Regions from separate parts of the Mus musculus genome. Here region 1 is linked to region 2. The links are chromatin loops, found by intact Hi-C in ENCODE. Cell type or tissue: gastrocnemius. All regions are shown on one strand.

The links. Hi-C counts contacts between places; a loop is a spot of excess contacts. Peaks named below come from ENCODE experiments on the same cell type or tissue, not always from the same donor. Only the 100,000 strongest peaks of a DNase experiment are listed, where the experiment ranks them.
Region 1: a loop joins it to region 2, with 5 times the contacts of the local background. A loop is called at or near these places in 26 of 42 quality-filtered maps.

What each region holds. Positions count from the first base shown.
Region 1 is chr9:121,476,360-121,478,859 of GRCm38, forward strand. No RefSeq gene overlaps it. Among named protein-coding and RNA genes, the nearest start is that of Gm38661, 14 kb to the right of the region's middle. In gastrocnemius, a CTCF peak has its summit at 1,097 (motif pointing right); DNase peaks (open chromatin) are centred at 869 and 1,143; H3K4me3 peaks cover 305 bases.
Region 2 is chr9:121,678,772-121,681,271 of GRCm38, forward strand. It overlaps Sec22c (SEC22 homolog C, vesicle trafficking protein), which reads right to left. Exons shown (of 7, transcript NM_001164562.1): 7 at 1,274-2,500. Among named protein-coding and RNA genes, the nearest start is that of Sec22c, 25 kb to the right of the region's middle. In gastrocnemius, a CTCF peak has its summit at 975 (motif pointing left); DNase peaks (open chromatin) are centred at 486 and 947; H3K27ac peaks cover 705 bases.

The sequences.
Region 1 (2,500 bases), 200 kb before region 2:
GTCGATGTGGCTTGTGGATGCTACAAGGGACCCTCTGAGTTAGGACCCCGCGTCTTATCTTAAAAACATTATTTTCTCAATTCTTTGAGAATGTCATACAATGTATCTTAATCCTATTCACTGGCAACTTCATAACTCCTCCCATATCCACTTCCCTCTCCCCACCCTCCCAAATTCACGCCTCACGCCCAGCTCAGGTTGTCCAACCCAAGGACAAGAGTCCCTAAAAAGGCCAGTAGGAGAATCAGGAAACAAAGATGTCAAGTTCTTGGCTTTGAACTATGAGGGAAGAAAAGGCTAAGTACACAGTTTGATGTGAAACCAGACCTGGAGAGGAAGCTTGCTGGACCATTGCTTACTTGCTTTCTCTCTCTCTCTCTCTCTCTCTCTCTCTCTCTCTCTCTCTCTCTCTCTCTTTCTCTCTCTCTCTCTCTCTCTCTCTTTCTTTCTTTCTTTTCATTTCTCTCCCAGTCCGGTGTAATCTTCACCCTACCGGCTCCTAGGTTCACTAGTCAATTACTATGTCAAGAACTGAGTGGTTGGAAGTTCTTGCAGCAGACAAGGAAAGGGAGGGGTTGGAGGTTCGCAATATTCATTATGCATTTGATTCCCCTTTTCTAGTGGTCTGAATTCCAGGTTATGGGAAAAGCCTGGAATGAGTCTTAGGAGCCAAGGACAGAGGATCCAGTTTTACAGGGGCTAGGAAGGAAGGCGTTACACAGCCCCACCCTAAGGCTCACTTCCACCACAGGGTTACGATTCCCTTGAGCAATGGGGAAGGAGAAATGGCAGCAGATGGGTCTCAGCAGAAAGGTGTCCAGCCGTACGTAGATGTGAGGACTCACTACCACGCACAGTCCGGGAGCAGGAAGGGAGGTGAATCCAGGAGCCTTGTGGATGGGACCAAAGAGAATAGCAGAAGCCTCCCCTTCAGGTCTAGCAGTACTGCATTCAGAGCTTGATACCATCTTGGAGAAGGCAGACAGAGGGAGGCATCAATATGAATTCCCCGAAGCGTATAAAGGGGGTTGAAGAAGAAAATGATGCGTGAGCTCCTGGTTCGATCATAGCCCAAGAGGAGTTTGTTTTCACGGCCAGTAGAGGGCGCTCAGAGATAAAAGAAGGCCTGTTGGCACTGGGCCCTGGATAAGCGATCGCCAGATGGGACTTTTGCTCGCCCCTGAAAAGCAGTTGAGTGCTGGTTTCTGTCTCACTCTTAACCCCACTCGGGCCATCACTTGCAACGGGGCTTTGCTTGGGGTTAAGGTTGGGAAAAACGCCCAGGGAGCAGGCCTGGCTTCTCAGGGGCCTCTCTAGCGGGGGATTGGCTCTCCCTCTTAGAAGCTCCATGCACCCACTTAGCGGCTGCCTCAGACTGCTCTGAGGATCCAGACAGGCTTGAGTGGAGGTTGTGAGGGGGCAGCAGACGTGGTCATGAATGCAGGGAACTGAGTCCCTGTGCTTGGGGCATCAGGAAGTCATGGGGCTAGAGAGGCACAGCAATGAAGAATAGCAAAACTCAGCATCCAATGGGAGAGGAAACACTTCACACACACATACACACACACACACACACACACACACACACACACACACACACACACACACTCGATACCACACCTTGACCATCCAGAAAGCATCTTAGGGATAATTATGAAAATGTTATGTGTTATTAAGATGTTCCTTCAGATGGGCTTGGACATAGGCCCATCTAATGTCAGCTTTATTAATTGTCAACTTGACACAACTTAGAATCACCTGGGAAGAGAGTCTCATTAAGGGATTGTCTACATTTGGGTTGGCCTTTGGGAGTGTGCATGTGCGTGTGTGTGTGTGTGTGTGTGTGTGTGTGTGTGTGTGTGTGTTCATGAGTGTGAGTGCATGTGTATCTTAATTAAGGTAGTCAATATAGCATGATCCAACTCACTGTGGGCAGCAGCGTTCCCTAAGCAGGGGTCCTGAAATGATTAAGAGTGGAGAGGATAAGCCAGGAGTGCAGGTGCTGGTCTGCCTTATCTACCTCAGCTAGGCTTCATTAAGGCCGGATGGTTTTACGGACAACTCATGCCAGGCTTGCTGGCTCTCTAGACACTACAACAGGCCTTCCTGTTTCTGTGTTCTATGTTCACCTTACTCTGCTAACAAACACCTTTGCCCTCTCTTACAGCGAAAACAGAGACACTGCACAGGAGAGCTCCCTGCTTCCTGTGTCCAGACTCACAGACTCACAAGCTTGCTGTCAGCTGTCTTTGATTTTTTTTGGTTTTGTTTTTCATGAAGGAAGCAGGTTCTCCTTCAAGATTCTGACCCATTTCTGCATAAATTCTGAGGGTCTCCTCCTCCCCCCTCTCTTGGGACCCACCTTATTTCAACCACTGTGCCTTGATTTCCCTGCCCTTTAAAAGATTCTTTATGAAGCATTCAACGTTAATGTAAGAGTAAGACAACAAACAGGATATTCTTGGCATTCACACAAGCTAAGCCTCTTAGTTGTGAATGC
Region 2 (2,500 bases):
CGTTCCAGTTCCTTTCCCTTTCCCAGGATCTCCTGTAATCAAACTTGTCGATCTTTTTAAAACTTTTAACTTTTTTTTTTTAATTAATGGGGGCTTCCCACGTGTGTGTATCAGTGCCTGGTGCCTGCAGAGGCCAGAAGGCCTCAAATGCCCTGTAACTGGTGTTATAGATATTTGTGGACTGCTGTGCAACTGCTGGAAACCAAATCTAGGTCCTCTGAAAGAACAGCCAGTGCCCTTAACTGCTGAGCCACCTCTCCAGCCCCAAACCCGCCCATCCATCTTTTTAAGGGTTGTGCCTGTGACTTTAGGTAAAGAACCCCCCCCTCAAGTCTGAGGGGCTTCTCCTTGGCATTCAGCAGACTCCTCCATCTGAGAGCTGGTTCACAGAGCCTCTGCCAGGCCCTTCTTAGTCTTTCCATCTGCTGGCCCAGAGTGAGGGTGCTCGGCAGCTGTCATCAGGCCTCCCACAAGGACTCGAGGAAAAGGCAGAGACTCCTCAGTCCTAACTCTTCCTGGCACAGCAGAGGCATCTTCATGGCCCAAGACTGTGGTGATGAGTGATGCTATCAGATGGGACAGTCCCTCTTCCAGGACAGGGGACAGGGCTCTGAGCTGCTTTCTGACTGGCATTCTAAGCCAGGCCTCTGCTTCTTCTCCTGAGCAACAGGACTTGTTTACCCTCAAATCCCAACCCAGCAACTCAAATTCGTATTGGAAAAGTGACCTTGTCCTCCTGCAATGGCTGGGACTCTGGACAGCCAAAGGAGAGATGCCGGGACCACCACTGCCACCACCCCACGCCCTCTCCCTTCCCTCCCTCCGGCAAGGCTTAGGAGGCTGGTCCAAAGAGGTTGTGTGGACTTCTCACTGTTCCTGGGAATTCTGTCAGCTGTTTCAAAGCAGCCTCTGAGGAGGGCAGCAGCCCTGGGGTGGGACTAGGTGATGTGGCCAGCTGCTGCGCCTCCTGGTGGCCATTCTTTAATATAGCTGGCCTGTGGAAATGAAACCTTCGTCTCTAGTACAGAACTCTAAGGTGCCTTTCGGGCACACAGGAGGTGCCAGACACAGAGCCTGCAGGCTGCCCAGCCTATAGAACAGCCTTGCCCCTGCCCTTCTGGTTAAGGGCGTGTCTTAAAGTCTGAGTCCTCAGATCTGTTCAGATGAGGATGTCATATCCCCACAAAACCTCTCCCACAGACCACCTCAGACCTACAAGAAAAACAGACCCTGATTCAGGCCGCTCACACATATACACACACAAACACACACATTAGTAAACACTTTAGATTTATTCTCCACACACTTAAGCCACCTCATGTCATTTTAGTTTTAATATACACAGTATATAAAGAGCTGTATGAAATCCGCACGTTGACATACATTTCAGTTTGAGCATGTGAAAGTTAGAATGTGCCCATCGTGGACTCACAATAGATCTTTGTTGTCAATGGAAAAGTAGCTCGTCACATGGGCAGCACATACTGAGGGCGACTCAGGGGGTGACTGGATTTGAAACTAGTCTCAGTTTTTATGTTCTTACTAGAAAAGCCCATTAAGTCAAATCAAATCCCAAGGCTGAGTTATACAAAGAACTCATAACATTCCTGAATCAATCAAAGGATCTGTAAGGATCAAGGGCACATAGACGCAGCAAACACAGCTCAAAGGTTAAAGAAAGAACGGGTTTCATTTTACCTTAAGATAAAAGGCATCTGAGGGCCACACTCCTGCCCTTGCCCTCAGGTGTGCAGACATTTCCCTAGCCCACTATTCCCAGATGTGAACACCAAGCCCCTGTCCACAGCTGTCCTGCTGCCATCTATCTCCCCAGCAATGCAAGAGTGACAGTGCCAGCCAGGTGGTGGTGGCACACCACTTTAATCTCAGCACTTGGGAGGCAGAGGCAGGTGGACCTCTGTGAGTTCAAGGCCAGCCTGATCTACAGAGCAAGTTTCAGGACAGCCAAGGCTGGAGAAACCCTGTATTGAAAAACAAAACAAAAGAAAACAAAAGGAAGAGGAGGAGGAGGAAGAGGAAGAGGAGGAGGAAGAGGAGGAAGAGGAGGAGGAAGAAGAGGAGGAAGAAGAAGAGGAAGAAGAGGAGGAAGAGGAGGAGGAGGAAGAGGAGGAGGAGGAGGAAGAGGAGGAGGAGGAGGAAGAAGAGAGAGGAAGAAGAGGAAAAGGGGGAAGAGGAGGAGGAGGAAAAGGAGGAAAAGGAAAAGGGGAAAAGGAGGAGGAGGAAAAGGAGGAAAAGGAGGAGGAGGAAAAGGAGGAAAAAGAGGAGGAAGAAGAGGAAGAAGAAGAAGAAGAGGAGGAGGAGGAGGAAGAAGAGGAGGAGGAAGAGGAAGAAGAGGAGGAAGAGGAGGAGGAGGAGGAGGAAGAGGAGGAGGAGGAGGAGGAGGAGGAGGAGTGATAGCCCCATTCTGTTAGCCAGGCGTGGTGGGGCATAGGGCCTTTCCTTGTTGAGACTGAAGACAGCCTACAAAGCCAGCTTTCTT